3 separate regions of the Homo sapiens genome follow, and all the other regions are linked to region 3. The links are chromatin loops, found by intact Hi-C in ENCODE. Cell type or tissue: CD4-positive, alpha-beta T cell. All regions are shown on one strand.

What was found. Hi-C counts contacts between places; a loop is a spot of excess contacts. Peaks named below come from ENCODE experiments on the same cell type or tissue, not always from the same donor. Only the 100,000 strongest peaks of a DNase experiment are listed, where the experiment ranks them.
Region 1: a loop joins it to region 3, with 10 times the contacts of the local background. A loop is called at or near these places in 3 of 110 quality-filtered maps.
Region 2: a loop joins it to region 3, with 31 times the contacts of the local background. A loop is called at or near these places in 4 of 110 quality-filtered maps.

Annotation. Positions count from the first base shown.
Region 1 is chr3:143,671,211-143,679,210 of GRCh38, reverse strand. All of the region lies in intron 5 of SLC9A9 (solute carrier family 9 member A9), which reads left to right. Among named protein-coding and RNA genes, the nearest start is that of SLC9A9, 170 kb to the left of the region's middle. In CD4-positive, alpha-beta T cell, CTCF peaks have their summits at 4,450 and 4,650; a DNase peak (open chromatin) is centred at 4,670.
Region 2 is chr3:143,759,397-143,767,396 of GRCh38, reverse strand. All of the region lies in intron 4 of SLC9A9 (solute carrier family 9 member A9), which reads left to right. Among named protein-coding and RNA genes, the nearest start is that of SLC9A9, 85 kb to the left of the region's middle. In CD4-positive, alpha-beta T cell, CTCF peaks have their summits at 2,453 and 3,677; no DNase peak of the experiment used is centred here.
Region 3 is chr3:142,824,110-142,832,109 of GRCh38, reverse strand. It overlaps PCOLCE2 (procollagen C-endopeptidase enhancer 2), which reads left to right. Exons shown (of 9, transcript NM_013363.4): 6 at 2,264-2,418. It also overlaps the pseudogene RPL8P3. Among named protein-coding and RNA genes, the nearest start is that of PCOLCE2, 61 kb to the left of the region's middle. In CD4-positive, alpha-beta T cell, a CTCF peak has its summit at 3,212; a DNase peak (open chromatin) is centred at 3,219.

The DNA.
Region 1 (8,000 bases), 850 kb before region 3:
AGCTAAGCAATGATTACTCCATGGAAATGCAAGTAAGCCAAATGGCAGAGCTTAAACAGTTTTTGTTTGTTTGTTTGTTTGTTTTCCTAATTTGCTTTTTTTTACTGCTGTGTGTAGCCGCCCATTGCCAGATTTGCTGCACTCTTCCCACCCCCCTCACCTCTTTCCCACCCCTCTCACCTCTTTCCCACACACATCAATCCAAAACAGTGCTCCTTCTCCCTGGGGATTTCTCATGGCTTTTGTTGTTATTAGTTTCAATTCCACTTTTCTCTATATACTTTCTTCATCATTGACTTTGTGGAGGAAAGCAGTAGCCGATGCTATTATAGTTCACCATCTTGGTGATGAGAAGAAAGCTTTCATGAAAATTCTACTTTCCTCCAATTCATACAAAAATTTAAGGTAATTTCAATGAAAACTTACCACTTTAAACATTGAAACTGGATAAAATTATCTTAAAGCTTATAAAGTGGAATAAAACCATGAGGTAACCTACCTAATCAGATGTAAGAATATACTACAATGCCATTATAATCAAATCAGTGTGGTATTGGCCTAGGAAGCACAAGACCAGTAAAAAATAATAGATGATCCAGACACAGATTTCATTGAAAAATGATAATCTGACAGAGGTGGTCTTTCAATTCAATGGGGAAATGATGGTTTATTTAACAAATGGTACTAGCACAATTCACTGGCTATCCATTTAGATTATAAAATTGAACACATATAACCATTTACAAAAATATATTTAGAAGAATTAAAATGTAAATAATGAAATTTTAAAAAACTACTGCAAGAAAATCTATAAATCTATATCTATAGATTAAGGATATAGAGACTCTTCTTAACAAAGAATGGAAAACCAGAATCCATAAATATAGATATATTTGAAGATATAAAAAGAAAATACATTTAAGTGGAAAAGACACCATAAACAGTCAATAGATAGGCAACACACTGGGGAAAAATTATTAAAATACGAAGGACAGAATATTACTATTTTTAATACACAAAGAACACTTTAAAATGACAATCTGGAAGTAAGTAACGGAAACACTGACAAAGACTATGAAGAGGCAGGCTGGGCGCGGTGGCTCATGCCTGTAATCCCAGCACTTTGGGAGGCTGAGGCGGGTGGATCACGAGGTCAGGAGATCCAGACCATCCTGGCTAACACGGTGAAACCCCGTCTCTACTAAAAATACAAAACATTAGCTGGGCATGGTGGCAGGCGCCTGTAGTCCCAGCTACTTGGGAAGCTGAGGCATGAGAATGACACGAACCAGGGGGGCAGAGCTTGCAGTGAGCCGAGATTGTGCCACTGCACTCCAGCCTGGGCGACAGAGCGAGACTCTGTCTCAAAAAAAAAAAAAAAAAAAAAGACTCTGAAGAGGCAATTCATAGACACACAAATCCACTTGTTCCACAAATGTAAAAAGTTATTCAAACTTCCAAGAAGTCATGGAAATGTAAATTAAAGTAACAGCATATCATTTTACCCCTAACAGTTTGGCAACAATTATAATACCAAGTAACAGTCATTGCTGGCAGGGTTGCAGGAAAGAGTGGACTTTTACACATTTCTAGAGAACATTTAAATCATTAACAGACTTCTGGAAAGTAATTTGGCAAAGCTATTATACCTTAAAATATACAGCCCCTTTTGACCCAGCAATCTGACTCCTGGGAGGCTATCTCACACAAGTAAAACCACCAGTTCTTAAGGATATATGAACAAGAATGTGTACTGCAACATTTTTAAGATGATAGATTGTAGGACATCTACACAATATTGTATGTCTATTAAAAAAATAAATTAGTGCCCTTCCAGTTAACTTGAGAGTTTTCCAGCAGGCATTGTTGACTATTAAAGTAAATGCAAAAATGTATATAAAAATATGATTCACATTTTTAAAAGCAGTGGTGACCCCTATAAATTTATGTGTAGATAACCCCCATGCATATCTGTGTGTAACTTTTATATTGAAAAGTGGGACTTGTGAGGTATAGGCACAGAAAGTGCTTTTTTTTCTTCCAGTCTCCCCTTAAAATATTGTGTGGGACTACTACTTTCCGACTTGCTGGATAAAAATATTTGGTTTGTGAGTTGTAATCACAGACTCAACTCAGCAATGAACATGTGCAGTCCCATGTAATAATGGCAAAGCGAGAGTCAAACAGTAATCCACTGTGTCCCCAAACTCCATGTGTGTCATCTTAAGCTGTCTGATGGTCTAGGGAAGTCTCTTTTTACAGGCTTGAGATGTGCAAACAACCCTCCCCATGTGGGAGTTCAGATTTACAACTCACAAGTAGTAAAAGAACTCCCTTCACAGATCTTAACCTCTAGTCTAGGATCTTTCACATTCTTAAATGGCAGAGAGGTTCAATGGAGTCATGTAACTGGTTTTCAGACACGTGCTGGGTTTTTTTGTTTTGTTTTGTTTGTTTTTGTTTGTTTGTTTGTTTGAGAAGGAGTCTCACTCTGTCCCCAGGCTGGAGTGCAGTGGCGTGATCTCGGCTCACTGCAACTTCCGCCTCCTGGGTTCAAGCGATTCTCCTGCCTCAGCCTCCCGAGTAGCTGTAACTACAGACACACGCCGCCACGCCCAGCTAATTTTTGTATTTTTGGTAGGGACAGGGTTTCACCATGTTGAGCAGGATGGTGTCGCTCTCCTGACCTCATGATCCGCCCTCCTCAGCCTCCCAAATTACTGGGATTACAGGCATGAGCCACCACACCCAGCTGCTTTTAAGATTGTACATCTCACTACATAACATGTGTTTTTGTTTGTTTTGTTTGTTTGTTTGTTTTTGCTTTGTTTCTCATTTTAAACATCTAATTTAACATTGTTACAAGTGTGTGTGTAATTGTTATAATGAGAATTTTAGTATAAAGAGAAATTGGTAGGACATATACTAGGTCAGGTGTCCCCAGCCTCCCGGGCCACAGACGGGTACAGGTCTGTGGCTTGTTAGGAACCAAGCTGCACAGCAGGAGGTGAGTGGCAGGCCAGCCAGCATAACCACCTGGGCTTTACCTCCTGTCAGATCAGCGGCAGCATTAGATTGTCATAGAAGTGTGAACCCTATTGTGAACTGCGCATGCGAGGGATCTAGGTTGTGTGCTCCTCATGAGAATCTAATGCCTGATGAGCTGAGGTGGAAGTTTCATTCCGAAACCATCCCCACCTCGCCCTCCTCCCCATCCCCCACGAGAAACCTGTCCCTGGTGCCAAAAACATTGAGGACCTCTGTACTGCGTTGTAAAATTGGGTTACTTGGGGAGAGAGGAGATATGAGTTTAAGAGAGGAAGAGGTGGAAAAAAGAGAGACATACCAAAAAGGAAAAGAAAAAAGACTATTAAAGCAAACGACTAAACAAAGAGTATGCATATTATGATCATATTTATGGATTTATGTGGAAACACATCTGTACACTTGAAAACTTCAAAATTTCATAAAAATGAGAAAATAACCAATCATTTTTATATGATATTAGTAAATCACTCTGAAGTATAATGAGAAAATCTTAAAGGAAAATCTTCAAACTCAGTATGATATTGTGTCTGCCGTGAAGTGAAAAAAGAAATGAAAATCAATGACTTCTCATATTACATGTAAGTCACACATCTCTGCTTGCTCCAGTAGCTAAAGTGTGCTAAGAATCCCAAGTGCTTGATGAAGCCCTGAGCCCTCGTTGTTGGCTTTCATAAGGAGACTACTACTGGCTCATGTTAATTGAATTTAGAAAATTTACTGTGGATTATCCTGTCTGGTGCCTAAATTAAATGCATGGATGATAATTCATTTACTGAAATTAGAAGCCAGGAGGAATATAGATACAAAGTCAAAGTCTCTGTTTAGCTAATGTTTTGCCCAACCAGCCTGCACTTGACAAGTGTCATAGCACTATGCTATTTTTATTATTGGGAGTTAGGAGACCTCAGGTCTAGTTCAATCCCTGTTACTATGCACAAGGCATATTTCTGATGTGCAGGGAAAATTCAAGGTGGCCACTTAAGCTTTCTAGGCCTTATTTGCCTAATATATTCCTAGAGGAATTAGATGATTTTTAAGATTACTTCTTGCTCTATATTAGTAGGTTCTCCAATGTGAGTGAACGTAAAACTCACTTGGAGAGTCTGAAAGTACTAATTAGGGGGTTCTGCCTCCTGAAATTCTGATTCCGTAGGTCCAGGGTCAAGTCCAACACCCCATTTCTAACAAGTGTCTCGTTGATGCTAGTAGCACTAGTCCACAGCCCCGATGAATATAAAAACTGAATGAAATATTTGCTTTTCTGAGTAAATGTCAAGAATTATTGAGATGAAGGAGGCTTGGAACTGATATTTTTAATCTGAAATAGATATCATTTATTGCACTGGTAGAACCTGTATGTAATTTCAAGGGTGCACATCTTACCTTTTATTATAATTATAATAAACTTCCCTTATCATATAGTTCCTCCTCAGAGAATGTGAACTGCAGGAGTCCTAGTTCCCAGTAGAAAGTGCTGTTAGAAAACCTCTGAGATTTCTACCTCTGGGAGTAGTATCCTCTTGAGATGCCACCAGCTCTGATGTCTCTTGTTTGTCTCCCTTGCCCAAATAAGCTTTCCTAGCATGTACTACCTAAAATCACGGCTAGGTGTCGCTCTAATTCTGGGGCGCACCGGTTTCAAGGGGAAGTGTGAACCAGGGCGCTGGCACTGCTCGTGTGTTTATGGGTGAAAGCATCTAAGAGAGGCCCTGTGAAATTGCCTGCATAAAAGGATCACAGTTAGGGATGTCTCATAAACTAATCCCAAGAGGAGCCTTCCACTAAAAATAAAATAAGCACGTAATAAGGGTAGAAAAATTTCCTAAAAATGAGGTTGGGATTGGTGGTCAGAGCGTCCTGGATATCAAAAGTGTCAGTTCATTAAGGCAAGATTAGTGTCATGGGTGAATGGAGCATCACAGTTTAATGCTTTAACTTATTGGAACCTCACTTTCCACTTCCTTAAAATAGAGACTATCAAAACAAAACAAAACAGAAAGTACCTTCCATTTCTTCAAAGAATTTTTGTCAGATCAAATGAAGAGCTGTATGGAAAATTATGTGTAAATTGCTAAGTGTTTTAAAACACATTTTTATTAGCAGTGAATTCTTCTCAGGCACTTTATTGGATTTTTAGATAACACTATCATGATATTCCTATTTATTCCTGAACATAAAATTTCCAGATACCATTTTCTTCCTACATGACCATAATTAAAGAATTTGTTTTCTTATGTTTTCATTACTTGTCCATCCACTTCCACGGTAAATCTCAAATGTAAAGAGACTAAAAAGAAAAAATTAATAAAATTATATTTATCCTCATGTGGAATTTCTGCTTTTTGTAATAGCTACTATACACTTAAATATTTAAAATTTAGAATATTTTCTCCATGTTTCCAGATGCTGCCCCCCTAGACATATTGAACATTAGGAAATGTTGTCAGAAAGTCTTTTCTACTAGTCTCTGTTTTGGATTATCTAGATCATAGTTCCTCTGATAGAATAATCAATATTATTAATATTATTAATTAACAATATAATTAATAAGTATGGTCTTGCTGGCCTTTTATGCCCTGCCCTCCCACCCTTCCCTACTCCATCCTACCCCAACCATAAATTATAAAGCCAAATACAGATTTGTATTTGGATTGGTATTTCACTGATATTTCAAACCAGTTCCACTCCTTCTCTAATTAAATGTGCATTTTCTTTGTGATTTGACTGCCAGTCTACACCCTAAGTCACCATCTATACCTTATTGCAGGTAATTCGTGTCGACAATCATCACTAACCATAGCCATCCTCTCACTGAGTGCATGGACACAGAATATGCCTTCTCGTCCAGCTTCTCATCCTGCAGGGCTCCTATGGGTGGGGTTTTCCCTGTATGAATTCTCCAACTTGGCAAAATGATGATTACTGTCCCCTCGCCATAATCAGATAGAAGCACTGGAGAAATGTATAGCATTGAGTTTTCATCTTTTCTATTATTAACACTTTGAGGAAATAAGAGTCTTCCAAAATGAAAGGCATTTCTATACACTGTACTTGCAAGTCATTATTTTCATTTAACATTTAAGTAGTAGGAATAAAAGCCACCTTTATCCTTTAAAGTTTGCTGTAGTGTAACTATTGCAGAGGCACATGAACTATCTTACCTTTGATGGTGTTGATAATCTGAAGCCCCTTTCTATTTGGGGTTACTATGGTTACGGCTGCTCAGGTGATGTGTGAGCTGCACTGCTGTTTTGATAAAAATAGGTATTAACTACCAGTCATAGTGCTTTTCATTTCATAGCAGTTCTTGTAGAAGCACAGCATATTTTTTAAAGGTTGGGGGGAGAAATGCCTTTTCAAAGACTTATGTGGGAACATCTGCATAAATAATGGTGATTGGTCATGTGTATAAAAATATTTTTAATTAAATTCATTTTAATTAAACAGGGCATTTTGCTGAATCCTTCTCTGTTATTTGCACCAAGCTTAGCCTTGAGGAAGATGGCTGATTAACAGACCCAAGAACCTATAATTAAAAGCAGGACTGTTATTTTTGGAGAAAAGCCTCTTCAGTAAGGATGACTTAATTGGGCTGTCTCTCATATTTTTCATTCATCGTGGAACTCCAGGTTTAAATATTTAATTTTTCTAACACCGGAGAAAGATTACTCACATTGGCATAATCAGAAAAGTTTTTATTTTTCAGTTTTGTTTTCCTTCAGTTTCTCTGATCATGCTCTCTAATCACTGTTGTGTTTCAATATTTAATTGTGTTCTTCATTGATTTCTTTTGTTTGGATCACATCTTTTTAAAATCATGGATATTGTTCTTTTTCACCTTCTGGCCCTCTCTGCCTCTGCATTTAGTTTTAGCCTATATTACACTTGTGGTTTCTCATCACTGGTGTTATCAATATTCTACACAAGAATTCAAGAGAAAACGGAATAATTTTCTATTCACAGACAAAAAAAAAATTTAAGATGTAATTGACAAAGTAGTTCCTTCAGTACCAGGGCTGGCTTAGAGAACAAAGACAACATTCATTTAATATCGGCTAAGCAGGAAGAGATCAAGATGGTTTTATGCCATATTATAAACAGCAAAAAATGCTCTCATATAGTATAAAGTTTGTGTTCCTGAATTATTTGCTCTGTCATCTATAAAGAAAGTTGGATGACTCTACTTTTAGCATCTAATATTTGGTAGAGAAAGATTGCATTGGTATTGCTGTGAGAGAACAGAAGCAGTAAGAGATATTCATATGTTTTCATTGAATTCCAAGGGGGGAGAAATTACACCTCAGAGGGAGTCAGAGGATGTTAGACCAGAGTACCTCCCACTGAAGCCAGCAGGCTTCTAGAGAGCACAGACGTATCAGCCATTTTTACTATGCAATCTGCATTTCAAACCTGCACACAGTGTCATTTAACAGTACTTGGCTGTATTTTCTGTGTCTTTACAATTCAGTGTTAAGCACAATGGAATAGCATCAGTTTAAAACCCTCTACATAAACCTATGTCTGTAAAACTCCATCATATAAACCTCAATTCTATTCTTGAGCAAATTTACTCAGAAATAAAAATAACAGCTTTGATTTATATTGTTTGACTCTTTCAAAGAGCTCAAAGAGCTTCTACAGACAGTATTTCAGTTATTTTCACATTGTGTTCTTGGGTAGAGAAGACCCATTTCTTAGGTGAAATAATTGAGGTGCAGCAAATTTTAAGATTATCTCAAGGTTTCACGGCAAGTTAATGAAATATAGGTATGGAAGCTAGGAATTCTGTTTCCTTAGATTTCTAGACTGTGTTTTTGCTAGATACTAAACACTAACATCTATCTGAAAAAAAAACTGACTTTTGCTAACTTGCAGCCAGCTTAAAATTATTGAAGCAATGGCTGTACTTGAATCAATATGTAGAAGCAACCCAAAGCCACGGATTGGCAGCA
Region 2 (8,000 bases), 940 kb before region 3:
CACACACACACACACACACATACACAGACACTTACTGTTTCACAAACCAAATCACCTGAAAGGCAGCGCCATCTCATCTGTGTATATGATAGGGAAGGGGTAAATAAATTTACTCAGTATGGGAAATTCATCTTCTAAGCTCTTGTTACCCGGTCCTGCCCAAAGACACCCTGGCATGAATAACATGCAGGAAGTTGGACATGTTACTCTAGTCCAACCTCAGTTGTTTCACTCTGTCCTCTGCAGAAATATCTAGAGGTCCAGGCAAGAAGCATACCTCCTGAGTGAAACGTGTTATAAACACCATAACCATAATATTAGCAGAATTCTCATGAATTCTAGCTCAAGCGCACTCAGATCATAGTGGTATTAATGATACAGATACTGCTTTCCCATTGCTTACAGCAATTGTGGCCATGATTACCATACTTTTTAAGAATAAATTTGCAAAACAATAACTAGTATACTGAAATGATAGAATTATGGGACATGTGGAAAAAGCTTTAGAACTCTTGCAGTCTAAGGCTGGGCATGGTGGCTTATGCTTGTAATCCCAGCACTTTGGGAGGCCAAGGCAGGCAGATTACCTGAGGTCAGGAGTTCTAGACCAGCCTGGCCAACATAGGGAAACCCCGTCTCTACTAAAAATATTTTTTAAAAATTAGCCAGGCAAGGTGGTGGCACCTGTAGTTCCAACTATTCAGAAGGCTGAGGCAGGAGAATCACTTGAACCTGGGAGACAGAGGTTGCAGTGACCCAAGATCAGGCCACTGCTCTCCAGTCTGGGTGACACAGTGAGACTGTGTCTCAAAAACAAAAAAAACTTTTCCAGCCTACCCTCCACCTACAGCTAAGAAAACATACCCAGTTGTAGAAATAGTCACATTTGCAATTCCTTAATGTTTAAAGCAATCACCCCCACTATATTTAAATGTGTGATGACAGCAGATCTTATGTGGTAGCCATCCTCCAACATCAGGACTTTCTTCCTTTCATACATATTAGCTAAGTATGTTTATATTTATTCTGGCCTTGTTGTCTGACTTTACATCCTTTTAAATTTTCTTTCTTCAAATATCAACTTATCCTCAATATGAGGCACTTTCTCACCTTTGTTTTCTCTGACTCCCATCTATCCTATATTCTAAATTGTAGTTTGTCTTTGTCTACAGTTCACTGTTGTCCAACAGAACTTCTATGCTATTCCAGAACTTAGCATGCATCATCTATCAGGTATCTATTGCCTCAATAATGCTTCTTGACATACTGCCACAGAACTCAGTAGCTTAAGACAATAACAGCTCAAGAGTCCGCAGGTCAGGGCTTTAGGCTTTGCTCTGCTGGGTGATTCTTCTTGTATCAGTTGGTCTCATTCATGTGCCTAATATTTGCCTGGTATGACATAAGTGACTGGGCCACATGCCTCTCATCTTCTAGCAGGTTTGCCTGGACAGATGTGTTTTCATGGTTTTGGCTGAGATGTGACAGAAACAGCAAAAATTTACAAGGCTTTTTTAGGCTTCTGCTTAAGCCAAGTCTGCTAACATCCTATTGGACAAAGCAGGCTACATGCCTGAGGCTACAGTCAGAGAGGACACTGCAAAGGTACATGGCAAAAGGATGGAAGGGTGAGGAAGTGGGGCTGTTAATGCAATCATTTCACCATATATCCTGAATAAAAACTTAATTATGAATGAAAGTAATATTGAATTTGACTGTACAGGGCCCAGGTGATTTTGAGGCATAGATTATTTTGGTCACTTATATCAACAATCACGAATTTATATTTGTCACAGAGAGCAGTCTTTAGCACCATCTGACAATTGATGCTTTCTTTTGCAATAAAGAACAACTAGTATATAAATTATGTGTTATTTAATTCAATTTAATAAACATTAATTTACCACATATAGTGAATGAATAAACAGCCTATTGAGCAGCATAAATATAACAAGAGATCCCTACTGCACTCGAAATGGTCCCCATCTTTTCTAGTAGCATATCGACAGTGTGACACTCATACGATCTGAACCCAAGAAGTTAGAAAATAGGAATCTTGGCCAGGTGCAGTGGCTCATGCCTGTAATCCTAGCACTTTGGGAGGCCAAGGCAGGAGAATCCCTTGAGCCCAGGAGTTCAAGACCAGCCTGGGCAACGTAGGGAAACCCTGTCAAGAAAGAGAGAAAGAAAGAGAGAGAGAAAGGGAGGAAGGGTGGGCCTGAGGGAGGGAGGAAAGAAAGAAAGAGAGAAAGAAAGAAAAAGAAAGAAAGAGAGAAAGAAAGAAAAAGAGGGAAAGAAAGAAAGAGAGAAAGAAAAAGAAAGAGAGAAAAAGAGGGAAAGAAAGAAAGAAAAAGAAAGAGAAAGAGAGAAAGAAAGAGAAAGAGAGAAAGAAAGAAAGGAAGGAAGGAAGGAAGGAAGGAAGGAAAGAAAGAGAAACAAAAAGGAAGGAAGGAAGAAAGAAAAATGTTTCCTGGTTTAATTGGTGATGGACTCATACACATGAAACAAAATACCAGACATGGCCAGGCCTGGTGGCTCGCACCTATAATCCCAGCATTTTGGAAGGCCACAGTGGGAGGATCTCTTGAGGCCAGGAGTTAGAAACCAGTCTGGTCTACATAGTGAGACCCGATCTTTACAAAAGATAGATAGATAAATAAATAAATAAATAAAATAGTTGGGTATGGTAGTGCATGATGTAGTCCCAGTTATTTGGAAGGCTGAATAGGAGAATCACTTGAGTTCAAAGCTACAATGAGCCATTATCACACCACTGCACTGTAGCCTGGGCAACAGAGCAAGACCCTGCCTCAAAACCAACAAACAAACCCAGACATAATGAAGAAAAGATACAAAATTCAGGGAAGGAATTCTTAGCCTTTCTAGATCACTGGGGTGGCCACATGAGGTGGTGACTGTGCATCTAATAGTTTTCCAAAAGTTACTCTGAGGGCAGCAGTTGGCACTGCTTGTGGGAATATAAGTTGAATTGCATATATTACATTCCAAGGACGGAAAGAATTAGAAGTGTTCTATCTGGAAAGTGATACGCTATCATTGAAATTTCTCCAGTCTGCTGCACAGAAATAGGGTATGTTCACCCTGAGAAGCAGATGGGTGGGGGCATGACATAGACAGCATGACTTATTATGACTCTTTGACATAACTGAGAGAGCTCACATTGTATGTTATATACCTCAACAACTTTCTCCATCAGACTCTTGATGAGAATTAACAACTAGAAGAAAAATGGCTTTTCCTGAGGTTTTTCCTTTCCCTTTCCTTACCCTGTCAGAGTGGATTTTTTAAAAAAGAAGTGAAATTCTATAATATAAGCTTGGGAAAGAGAAGAAGGAAGAACCCAGTTATCCCTGTAAACAAAATGACATGTGATGGTCTTTCATGGTTTGGAGACCTTAGTAGAGACTGACCTATTAATGGTAACCCAGGAAATATGGATTCTCCTAGTTAAAAAGAAGCAACACACACTTATCATATTAGACTCTCAATAAATGCATGTGTGTAGAAAAAAAATTATTTGTCTTATTTAATGGCCCTATCCCCAACTTTCCAGGACTAAGAGATTTTACAACAGAGTTCTCACCTTAAAGATTCCACTAGATGGAGATCCTGAGCCATATTCCATGGTTTATGACAAAAAGAAATGTGAAAAAAAAAAAAATCAAACATTTTATTTTGCTTTTTGCTTCATTTTTCTAGCTTTTTTTGAAAGACTGCAGAGTAGAATTACTTACTGGTTGGTATATTAAAGAAAATCTGGCATGTACAAACAAGTTCTTCAAAGGTTTTTAGTAACACCTATCACAGGAGGCTGAATTGATACCAGAAACCAGGAGTGTACAAATCCATGATGGTATTTTATTATCAAAGAGAACTGGAAGGGGCTTGTGCTTTTCTTTAAAATCACAGTGACAAAATAACACATCAATTATTTGAACTGATTTGTTTATAATGACATTTACCTTAACTCAGATGATTGGATTCTGTCAACTCAAAATTCCTTTGTTCCTAGTCTAGTAAATAAGATAAAGTCAAGATGAAAAAAGTAGAGGGATGTAAATTTCTAAGGCTGTGAACTAAATGGCTCTTGCTATAATTACTGACAGATATTTGAATGCCATTGTGGGTTGACTCTCATGCATGTCACCTGGGTTCTGAAGGAAGAGGGTCATGAACTCCTTTGGTCATAAGAACATATGCATTTCCAGTGCTGCACACTGGGTAAGAGAGCCACTAGAAGCTGCCACCAAAAGCCTAAGCAGTGGGGCTAGCTGGCTCTTCTACAGACATATAAGGACTCTCCAGGATGTCATGAAGACCTTATGGCCAATAGTTCCATCGCCTCCTCTTTTTCACAAATGGAGTCCAAAGGCCCCACCTGAGTGAATGGCAGAGCCTGGACCAGAAGTTCCCCTCCCAATGCCTGGCATTCCGCTGATTGCTTCCCACTGTTTGTCTGAGTTGATCTGAGTTCTTCCATGAAAAGCTTAACTTCTAAGGTTATGAAACCTGTAAAAGTCAGCCACACAGCCTTCTCAAAGGGGTAGGATGTAAAGGGATTTACATCAGGGAGACCAGCAGAATCAGAGGACAGTGCCACACTGGCCATATATTGTGGGACTCTTGTTCTTCAGGCCTCAGTATATTCGTCTGAAAATTGAGGAGGGTGGAGAAGACAATCTCCTTGTGCTGTGTTCATACACAGGTGTATCAATTGCTCTGGCAAGCTCAGATAAACTTGAGAAAATAATTCTAGGTAGTTTTATTGCCTCTGTCTCCCTCAAAATAACATAGTTCACTTGGGGAAATTGCTTTGGTGATCACCACACTACTAAAACAACCCATTACAAAGATTTATTTGGGAATATAGAAGTTAATCTTCCATCAGGGGCTATTTTAATTATTTGTTAAGGATTCCAGTTGAATTCTATTGTAATGAAATTGGTAGGCCATCAAAATAACCCAAATACCATTCTACAAAGAAAAGATGTATTTAGATATTAGGTATGATGGTGGTGGTTATTATTATTATTATTTTATACTTTAAGTTCTAGGGTACATGTGCACAACGTGCAGGTTTGTTACATATGTATACATGTGCCATGTTGGTGTGCTGCACCCATTAACTCGTCATTTACATTAGGTATATCTCCTAATGCTATCCCTTCCCCCTCCCCCAACCCCACGACAGGCCCCAGTGGGTGATGTTCCCCTTCCTGTGTCCAAGTGTTCTCATTGTTCAATTCCCACCTATGAGTGAGAACATGCGGTGTTTGGTTTTTTGTCCTTGCAATAGTTTGCTGAGAATGATGGTTTCCAGCTTCATTCATGTCCCTACAAAGGACATGAACCCATCCTTCTTTATGGCTGCATAGTATTCCATGGTGTATATATGCCACATTTTCTTAATCCAGTCTATCATTGATGGACATTTGGGTTGGTTCCATGTCTTTGCTATTGTGAATAGTGCTGCAATAAACATACGTGTGCATGTGTCTTTATAGCAGCATGATTTATAATCCTTTGGGTGTATACCCAGCAATGGGATGGCTGGATCAAATGGTATTTCTGGTTCTAGATCATTGAGGAATCGCCACACTGTTTTCCACAATGGTTGAACTAGTTTATAGTCCCACCAACAGTGTAAAAGTGTTCCTATTTCTCCACATCCTCTCTAGCACCTGTTGTTTCCTGACTTTTTAATGATCGCCATTCTAACTGGTATGAGATGGTATCTCATTGTGGTTTTGATTTGCATTTCTCTGATGGCCAGTGATGATGAAGATTTTTTCATGTCTGTTGGCTGCATAAATGTCTTCTTTTGAGAAGTGTCTGTTCATGTCCTTTGCCCAGTTTTTGATGGGGTTGTTTGTTTTTTTCTGGTAAATTTGTTTGAGTTCATTGTAGATTCTGGATATTAGCCCTTTGTCAGATGAGTAGATTGCAAAAATTTTCTCCCATTCTGTAGGTTGCCTGTTCACTCTGATGATAGTTTCTTTTGCTGTGCAGAAGCTCTTTAGTTTAACTAGATCCCATTTGCCAATTTTGGCTTTTGTTGCCATGGCTTTTGGTGTTTTAGACATGAAGTCCTTGCCTCTGCCTGTGTCCTGAATGGTATTGCCTAGGTTTTCTTCTAGGGTTTTTATGGTTTTAAGTCTAACATTTAAGTCGTTAATCCATCTTGAATTAATTTTTGTATAAGGTGTAAGGAAGGGATGCAGTTTCAGCTTTCTACATATGGCTAGCCAGTTTTCCCAGCACCATTTATTAAATAGGGAATCCTTTCCCCATTTCCTGTTTTTGTCAGGTTTGTCAAAGATCAGATGGTTGTAGATCTGTGGTATTATTTCTGAGGGCTCTGTTCTGTTCCATTGGTCTGTGTCTCTGTTTTGATACCAATACCATGCTGTTTTGGTTACTGTAGCCTTGTAGTATAGTTTGAAGTCAGGTAGCATGATGCCTCCAGCTTTGTTCTTTTGGCTTAGGATTGTCTTGGCAATGCGGGCTCCTTTTTGGTTCCATATGAACTTTAAAGTAGTTTTTTCCAATTCTGTGAAGAAAGTCATTGGTAGCTTGATGGGGATGGCATTGAATCTATAAATTACCTTGGGCAGTATGGCCATTTTCACGATATTGATGATTCCTATTCGTGAGCATGGAATGTTCTTCCATTTGTTTGTGTCCTCTTTTATTTTGTTGAGCAGTGTTTTGTAGTTCTCCTTGAAGAGGTCCTTCACATCCCTTGTAAGTTGGATTCCTAGGTATTTTATTGTCTTTGAAGCAGTTGTGAATGGGAGTTCACTCATGATTTGGCTCTCTGTCTGTTACTGGTGTATAAGAATGCTTGTGATTTTTGCACATTGATTTTGTACCTGAGACTTTGCTGAAGTTGCTTATCAACTTAAGGAGATTTTGGGCTGAGACGATGGGGTTTTCTAGCTATACAATCATGTCATCCGCAAACAGGGACAATTTGACTTCCTCTTTTCCTAATTGAATACCCTTTATTTCTTTCTCCTACCTGATTGCCCTGGCCAGAACTTCCAACACTATGCTGAATAGGAGTGGTGAGAGAGGGCATCTCTGTCTTGTGCCAGTTTTCAAAGGGAATGCTTCCAGTTTTTGCCCATTCAAAGGCCTTTGACAAAATTCAACAGCCCTTCATGCCAAAAACTCTCAATAAATTAGGTATTGATGGGACATATCTCAAAATAATAAGAGCTATTTACGGTTATTATTTTTTTAACCATTTCCATAAAGCCAATGTTTACTATATTCTCTATATTTATAACACTATCAAACTCAAGATAGTAAACTATTTGGGGAATTTCAAATGAAGGTATGGCTCTAAGTTTATTCATTTGTTCAGTTCCTATGTGAAAGTGCTCATGAATATTCACAATAAACCGTGTGAGATTTGGGTGCGGAGATCCAACTTTCAGTGGGCTTGGTTGGGTTATTTTGTTGCCAGTCTTTCTAATAGATGATGGAGGTCTGCTTGTGCGTACAGTATTGTTTTTATGCTAAGCCTAAATCTCAGTGGGATTTAGGAAAGGGTCCCTCAACTGCAAGATAACAGAAAATGCTGTTGAAAGAGACAAGTGCTTAGGATAGTAAAATAAATATGGGGAGATAGAAACCATACATTGGAGGTCTGTATGGTATTTTAGTTGACTCTCATTGTAAGTGATGGAAACCAACCCAGAGCAGCTTGAAAAAAACGGGGGTATTTCTTATGAGGATAGAGGAGGTCTCATTGCATCCGGTGACAGGAAAAGAGCTGGACCTCAGACAGGACTCAAAGGATCTGGACACCCATCAAGTATTTAGAGAGGGCTCACTTTCTATTGCTGTTCTATGTCCTTCCACTTGTTTCTCTCCTTCTGCCTTTCAATAGACCTGAAGAGAATAAGGTAGATATTGCATAGTGCCTGCATTGACAGTTTCTCAGCAAAAAAAGAAAAAATAAATAAATAAGA
Region 3 (8,000 bases):
TATGGAATGATAACTAGAGACAGCTAACAGTAACTGGCTCTATACCACATGAAACAGCATCTCAGTCCGTTCTTGGGATTTGCCAATGCAGAGTGGATCTAAGTGAAATTTCCTCTTGTCTGCCTAGTGATTTATAACAATTTGCAGATGTAACATGGCCCCCAGTACATTTGTGGCACTGTGATTCTGTCACATTTATCCTAAAGCTCAGTTGCAGCAGAACAAAAATATGTCTTTGTTCCTAAAATACTCTTCCTTGAGAAAATTCAGTTTCCAATATACTACCCCCAAGGTTAATTCATAGAAAAGGCAGTGAATGATCATATAATTATAACATCATGTCTAGAAGGCTGACCTGATTGAGTCTTTCCTTTCCTTTGCTGCTTATAAGTGCTTTTTTTGTAATTTTATCATTTAAACAAAATTAACATGTTTTATTTGTAATTGTAGGTTAGAATTGTGTGTAGTGCATTGTTTTTATTTATTTAATGGGAGTGTTTTTCAAAAGCATGATAGAATATTTTCGTGAAAGGCTCGAATCTCAGAAGCATTATTTAAATAACTTCATCACTTTTGTGGCTGGAAGTGTCTTAGTCCGTTTTGTGTTGCCTATAACAGAATACCTGAAACTGAGTAATTTATAAAGAAAAAGAATTTCTTATAGTTACGGAGGCTGAAAAGTCCAAGGTCAAGGGACCACATCTGGGGAGAGCCTTCTTGCTGGTGGGGACTCTCTGCAAAGTCCCCACGCAGCACAGGGCATCACATGGCAAGGGGGGCAGAGCATGCTAACTCAGGTCTCTCGTCTTATAAAGCCATCAGTCCCACTCCCGTGATTGCCCATTAATCCATTAACCCACTTATCCATTAATCTGTGAATGGATGAATCCATTCCTGAGGGCAGAGCCCTCATGACCCAATCACCTCTTAAAGGTTCCATTTCTCAATACTGCCCCACTGGGCATTAAATTTCAACATGAGTTTTGGAGGGGATAAATATTCAACCCATAGTAAACTGTAAATGTAGATCACAAAGCTCACTTTTTGATTCATCTCATCCCCTGGCTCAGAAGGTTATATTCAGGACGGAAAAGATCACGCAGTTTTTCTAACTGGTTGGGTCAGGTAGATCTACCCTCTCTGCCACCCAACCCCACTCAGCACAGCTGACAGTAGGGGGAAAAAAATGCTGCTTCATTATTTGGTGTCCATGATGTGTAAGAAGTGATTGGCTGAGAAGATGTCTCAAAAAGGTGTTCAGTCAGACCACTGGTTAATTCATTTAAATAACTTGTTAAATTTTTTCTACTTCTGAATTAGTTTTTAAACAGAATTAATCAGACAGCATTTTTTTAACCATTGTGTAAATAACAATAGCAAAACTTAAATGAAACTATCTTGTGTAATATAGTAATCCCCTAAGATTTTAGAGAGCTTTTGAGCCTCACTTACCATCTCCACTAAATCTTTAGTGCCAGCTAACCAGGAAGCTCCTAAAATTAGAGCTCTTAATCAATGATGCCATTCATGAACACCAAAACAGATTCATCACTTTCTTTTTTTTCCTTTACAGCATTTTGCTAATGGAGATTATAATAGAAATGTTTCCATTTCAGACATACCGAAGAACTGCCATTGAAAATGAAATGGAAGTCCTTTGCATGGCTTTCTTAGCCCGGAGTGGATAGAAAAGATAATCAGTCCACTGAGATAATCCCTCTGGCTGCATCTTTACAGGGCGTGGGAATTTGTTCACCAGATTTGTCCATTTTATGCTCTGTAGCCAACATGGCAAACCCAGGCCAGCTTGAACGCAAGTCTTAGTTCAGAGAATCTGCCTTTTCCCAATCAGGCAAATCATGAGGTGCTTTTTGAAAACCAGCCATGTCCCAACGTCTGCCACAGTCTCTAGAGTTATCTGGTCCTGGGTTCAAGTTCTGACTCTCCCAACATACTAGCTATAGGGCCTTGAGTAAATCACTTGAACTCTCTGAACTTCAATTGCCTTTTCCATAAAAAAAGAGATAAAAATAGGGTTGTTGTGAAGGTGGAATGTGACAATTCACATAAAGCACAGTGCCTAGCTGAGCAAACACTCGGTAAATGTTAGCTATTAGAATTGGTATTTTTAAACGTTTTAACTTTTAAGTTTAAACAACTGGTAATCTATTGTCGGAAGTTAATGGAAAACTAGAAAATTTTACATTTTCAGAGAGGCACCACTTTTAAGTATTTATAAAAAAACACATTTTTCTTTTTTTAGGCCAATTGTGTCTGAGAGAAATGAACTTCTTATTCAGTTTTTATCAGACTTAAGTTTAACTGCAGATGGGTTTATTGGTCACTACATATTCAGGCCAAAAAAACTGCCTACAACTACAGAACAGCCTGTCACCACCACATTCCCTGTAACCACGGGTAAGTTTTCCTGTTTGGAAGTTTGTGCAAAAACTTTAGGAGTATAAGAAGAATTCTTTTAAAGTAGAAAAAAAATAAGAGGAAGATACTTGAAATTAAAGTTAAATAGGATGAAAGCTTTGGTAAGAGAATAATATGACTGCATTAATGAAAGAAAGGTATGGGGTGTAAGAATGCTTGTAAGCTAATAGTTTTTAAATATCAGGTAAGAAAATTATGACCATTGAACAATGACTAGGAAGCCTATTAGAAGCACAGATCATTCTAAGACTAAGTTTCTGTTTCTGGAACTGACAAACTTGTCGTTTGCTTTTTATTACATAGAATTGTGATATTTTAGGTTGAAGTTCTAGGGCCTTGCTATCTGTGTTTTCATATTCTGCCAATGTTTGTTTTTGGTTTTTTTTTTTGCTTCTCAGCGAAATGTCATATAAAATGTTATTTATTTATTTATTTATTTATTTTCAAATCGGAGTAAATTAAACAACAATATTCAACGAAGTACAGAGGCTGGTTGGGAAACTGGCCTGGGGGGCTGAGGCATGTATGTAGGGAGTGGAGAGGCAGGGTCTCTGTAGGTAGTACCTGGCCTATCAGCTCCACCCCCTGGGATTTCAGGCCTCAGATCTAAAAATCCAAACCCAGGGAGGAGGGGGAAAAGCGGGAAGGAAAGACTGAAGGTTAAGATGTAAAATAGGCTGAAATAAGCCCAGCTTTATTGCCCACATTTTCCATGTACACCTAGGCTGGGGCTGAGTACAGGCAGGCGCCTCTGGGTCTAACGTTTCCTTGCACTCTGCAAGTGCGCCACTGTGTGGTGTGGACGTGTACTGCCTCATGTAACTGCTGTATTTCTCCAGCTCAGCTCAGTAAGCCTTGGTGTCCATGTTCTTTCCAGTGAATTATCTGGTCACACCCATTGAGCTAGTGGTTCCCTTGCTTTTATCTCCATCCTCAACTTTCTCTGAAATCGCAAGCATGGATTTGTAATTCTTTCCTGGACACAATGTGACTGTAGCTATTTAAATGAAAGCATATACAAACTTGTTTTTATCACACTATTTTCTGCCTCAGACCTACTTCTCCACCTATTTTCCCAAGCACGTCCACAGCATCGGTAGCCGCACTCATAGGGTCATCTTTGATATCCTCTATCTTTTCTCCTGACCTCATGCCCTACCCCGCTCCCACCACACCGAGTAGACTGTGTTGTTCTCCCATTAAATTTATAGTCTACAGCTATGCTATCCAATATGGCAGCCACTGTGAGCACTTAAAATGTGGCTAATGATATTGAGGAACTGAACTTTTAATTTAATGTTAATGAATTTAAAATTGAAAAGCTTCATGTGACTAGTGACTACCAGATTGGACCACATGGGAGCCCAAACCCCTTCCCGTGGTGTGTCAGACCCTTCACACTTTGTCCCCAGCCTCTCTTTCTAGTTTCGTCTTCAGGCCTTGCAAACTCTCTCCTATGCTCTAAGTATTTTTGTGTTTATCCTATGTGTGGGGGAAGCTGTTGATGGGTTTAAGCAAAGTTCAGGATTAGTTTCACATTTTACAAAGATCACTGTGGCCACTGTCAGGTGAATGAATTGTAGAAATCCAGGGGGTCACCAGAGTCTCGTGCTGGTCCAGGCGAACTGTGCTATGGCACAAATTCAGAGAGAGTCAAGAGATGAGAGGGAAACAGTGACAGGCCTTGGTGATTCATTGGACTAGGGAGGTCAGGGAGGTAGGTGTCAGGAATGCCTCCCAGGTCCCGGGCTTGCACAGCTAGGGGGATACTGCCACTGTTCACAGAGGTAGAGAACTGGATTCGGAGGTGGATTTATAAATTAGGCTGTCGCCTTGTTGGGTTTGAGGTGTCCGTGAGATTTTCCAGTGGATATGCCATGCGTAGGGGTACACGGGTCCCCAGACTAAAAGATTTAAGCCAGATTTAAATTTAAGAGTCACCCATCATCCACAACTCGGGTCACAGCGCGCCCCTCCCCAAGGTGGTCTTCCGCGACCCGTACTGGTTTAAGAAGCGGACGGAGCTTTTCATTGCTGCCGAGGGCATTCACACGGGCCAGTTTGTGTATTGCGGCAAGAAGGCCCAGCTCAACATTGGCAGTGTGCTCCCTGTGGGCACCATGCCTGAGGGTATGATCGTGTGCTGCCTGGAGGAGAAGCCTGGAGGCCGTAGCAAGCTGTCCTGGGCATCAGGGAACTATGCCACTGCTATCTCCCACAACCCTGAGACCAAGAAGACCCGTGTGAAGCTGCCCTCTGGCTCCAAGAAGGTTGTCTCCTCAGCCAACAGAGCTGTGGTTGGTGTGGTGGCTGGAGGTGGCCGAACTGACAAACCCATCTTGAAGGCTTGCCAAGCCTACCACAAATATAAGGCAAAGAGGAACTGGTGGCCACGAGTATGGGATGTGGCCATGAACCCTATGGAGCATCCTTTTGGAGGTGGCAACCACCAGCACATCGGCATCCCCTCCGCCATCTCAGAGATGACCCTGCTGGCTGCAAAATGGGTCTCATTGCTGCCCGCCAGACTGGACGTCTCTGGGGAACCAAGACTGTGCAGGAGAAAGAGAACTAGTGCTAAGGGGCTCAATAAAGTTTGTCTTTATGCCAAAAAAAAGTAAGAGTCATCAATATATAGATAGTTGAAACAATGATCAAGAACGAGATGACCTAGGCAGAGATTGAGGGCAGGAGGAGGAGAGGCGCGGAGATTAACCCTCTAGAAACTTCCGTCTTTTTGAAGAGAAGGTTACACTGGCAAAGGTGACTGAAAAGCAGTGGCGAGGGAGGAGGGAGGAGAACTGGGAGGATGTGTGGTGAAAGCCGTGGAAGGGAATGTTACAAAAGGGAGTGGTAAGTGAGTCAAGCGTTGATGAGACTTCCAATAAGGGAGGACTACAGTGTTTCCGTTTGGTTTCATGACATGGAGTCTACTGGAGACGCCAGCACAATCTATGTAAGTGGCTTTGTGCCGCCAGCAGAACCCGGACAGTGTGTGCTGAGGGGAGTGTGGAGCATGGCAAATTGAGATAATAAGTTCAGTAGCTCATTCCCCAAGTTTGGCCTTAAAGAAGAAGGAGAGGCTTTGAGAGTCTTGAACCTGCTTATGTTGATGGGAGTAACTAGCAAAGAAGAAGGCAATGGCAGACAGAAGGAATAAACTGAGAAGGAAAGTTTCTATAAAGGTGAGAGGGGCTGGCTCCAGAGGACTCACAGAAGGCATGACTTCAGGTCGGAGGGGGGTGACCCCTCTCTCAGAGGAGGAAAAGAAGAGAGATGGTATAAAGATGACTTGGAGGTTTGGTGGGGATCTTGAGAACATTTTCTGCTATGCTTCTCTTCTTCCTAGAAAATAGGCAGGGTCGGCTAGGTGCGGTGGCTTACACCTGTAATCCCAGAACTTTGGGAGGCCGAGGCGGGTGGATCATGAGGTCAGGAGATCGAGACCATCTTGGCTAACACGGTGAAACCCCGCCTCTACTAAAAAAATACAAAAAAATTAGCCGGGCGTGGTGGTGGGCACCTGTAGTCCCAGCTACTCGGGAGGCTGAGGCAGGAGAATGGCGTGGACCCAGGATGCGGAGTTTGCAGTGAGCCGACATCGCGCCACTGCACTCCAGCCTGGGCGACAGAGTGAGACTCTGTCTCAAAAAGAAAAAAAAAAAGGCAAGGTCACCTCTGAGAGGGAGAAGGGAGTGGCAGCACGGGAGGTTAGGAGAATGAGAAAGAATTTGAAAAACAGCTGTAGAAATTGGAGAGTAGGCTGAACTCCAGCCTGTCACTCTGCTGAAGGCCCATTTGTGTACTCAGTTGTCTGAGGGCAGGCACAGGAAAAACAGATTTCTCTGAAGATTCATACAGGGCTGAAGGGCAGAGGGGAAGGGACCTTAAGGCATTGTGTAGAAAATGATTGAAATAATGGACCATGGAAATGAAATAGAATTGCTAAGGAAGTAAAGACAGGCCAGGGCTGACGGGTTGGGAAAAATGAGAGCAGCCAATATATTGAACCATCAAAGATGGAAGAAAACATAGTCATAGAGTGATTAAATAAATAAGCTTGGAGGGGAGAACGCTGTCCTGGTTGCCAGCAGGTCTAAATTTGATAGACTGGCAATGAACAGCCATAGCATGAAGACATCCGAGCCTGGAACTGAGTGTCTAGGAAAGTCCCTGGTGAAGATGAGGCCACGGGGACTGCGGGATCAGACATGGGAGGGTGGACCCATAGAAACGATCGCGGGAACACAGCCAGGGAGGGCTGAGAACCGGGACCAGCTTTGTGAGTGAAGGGCAAGGAGACAGATGACAGTTAAGATGAGGAGGGGAAGGAGAGAGCCAGTGACTTGCAGGCCAGACAGCAGGCCCCACCAAAGCAGGAGAAGGGCATGTTGGACACCCACCCCACTTCCAGACTGACCTTCGGAGGCTGAGAAGCAGCCGGTTCCCAATGGGCCCGGGAAAGGGCGCTCACCATCAGACACACCACAACTTTTTGACTCAGTTAACTGAGTAAATTTAATTCCATAAATTTACAGCTGAAGTGAGGTTCCCAACTTCTGGAACAATGGTATGTCTCTCCCTTCCAAACATCTTCTGAGCTCTTTCTCTCCCTTTTTTAAAAATGCATATTTAAGCTATTATATGTATTTTAACATTAAATTACATATGTTTTAATATTGCCATCTGCTTCAGATTCTTTCTGGAGTTAACTAGGGGGTACAGATTAAGAGTATATAAATAGGCTGGGCGCGGTGGCTTACACCTGTAATCCCAGCACTTTCAGAGGCCGAGACAGGCAAATCACCTGAGGTCAGGAGTTTGAGACCAGCCTGGCCAACATGGCGAAATGAAATCTCTACTAAAAATACAAAAATTGGCCAGGCATCTGTAGTCCCAGCTACTCAGGAGGCTGAGGCAGGAGAATTGCTTGAACCCGGGAGGTGGAGCTTGCAGTGAGCCAAGATCACACCATTGTACTCCAGCCTGGGCGACAGAGCGAGAGACTCCATGTCAAAAATAAATAAATAGATAAATAATAAATTAACAGAGGAGTTGGTGGGGCCTGTTGGAAGAGCAATATTACAACTGTGGATATTCACCCAACAAGGGCAATTCTGTTACCGTGGTTCTGTTTAGTTCTTCCTAGCATATTGTCACACAGAAACAAATAATTAGCAAGTATTTCTGAAACATTCTTAAGATGATTATGAGGATGAACTATTTTCACGTTGTTAACCCGGGGTTTCTCTACCTCAGCACTATTTATATTTTGGGCCAGATCCTTCTGTGTTGCGGGGACTGTCCTTTTTTCTGTGGGATGTCAGCAGCGTCTCGGCATCTACCCACTAGATGCTAGCAATACCCTCTAGTTGTGATAACCAGAAATGTTTCTAGATATTGCCAAATGCCTGCTGGGGGCAACGTCACCCGTACTTAAGAACTGCTGTGTTTTGTCTATTTGGTATACTTTTAAATTTGTCTACTTCTTAGTTCTTAAGATTCTTATAGCCAGTGCCAGGCTCAAAATAAATATTTAGTGATGGGTTGCATCTAATTAC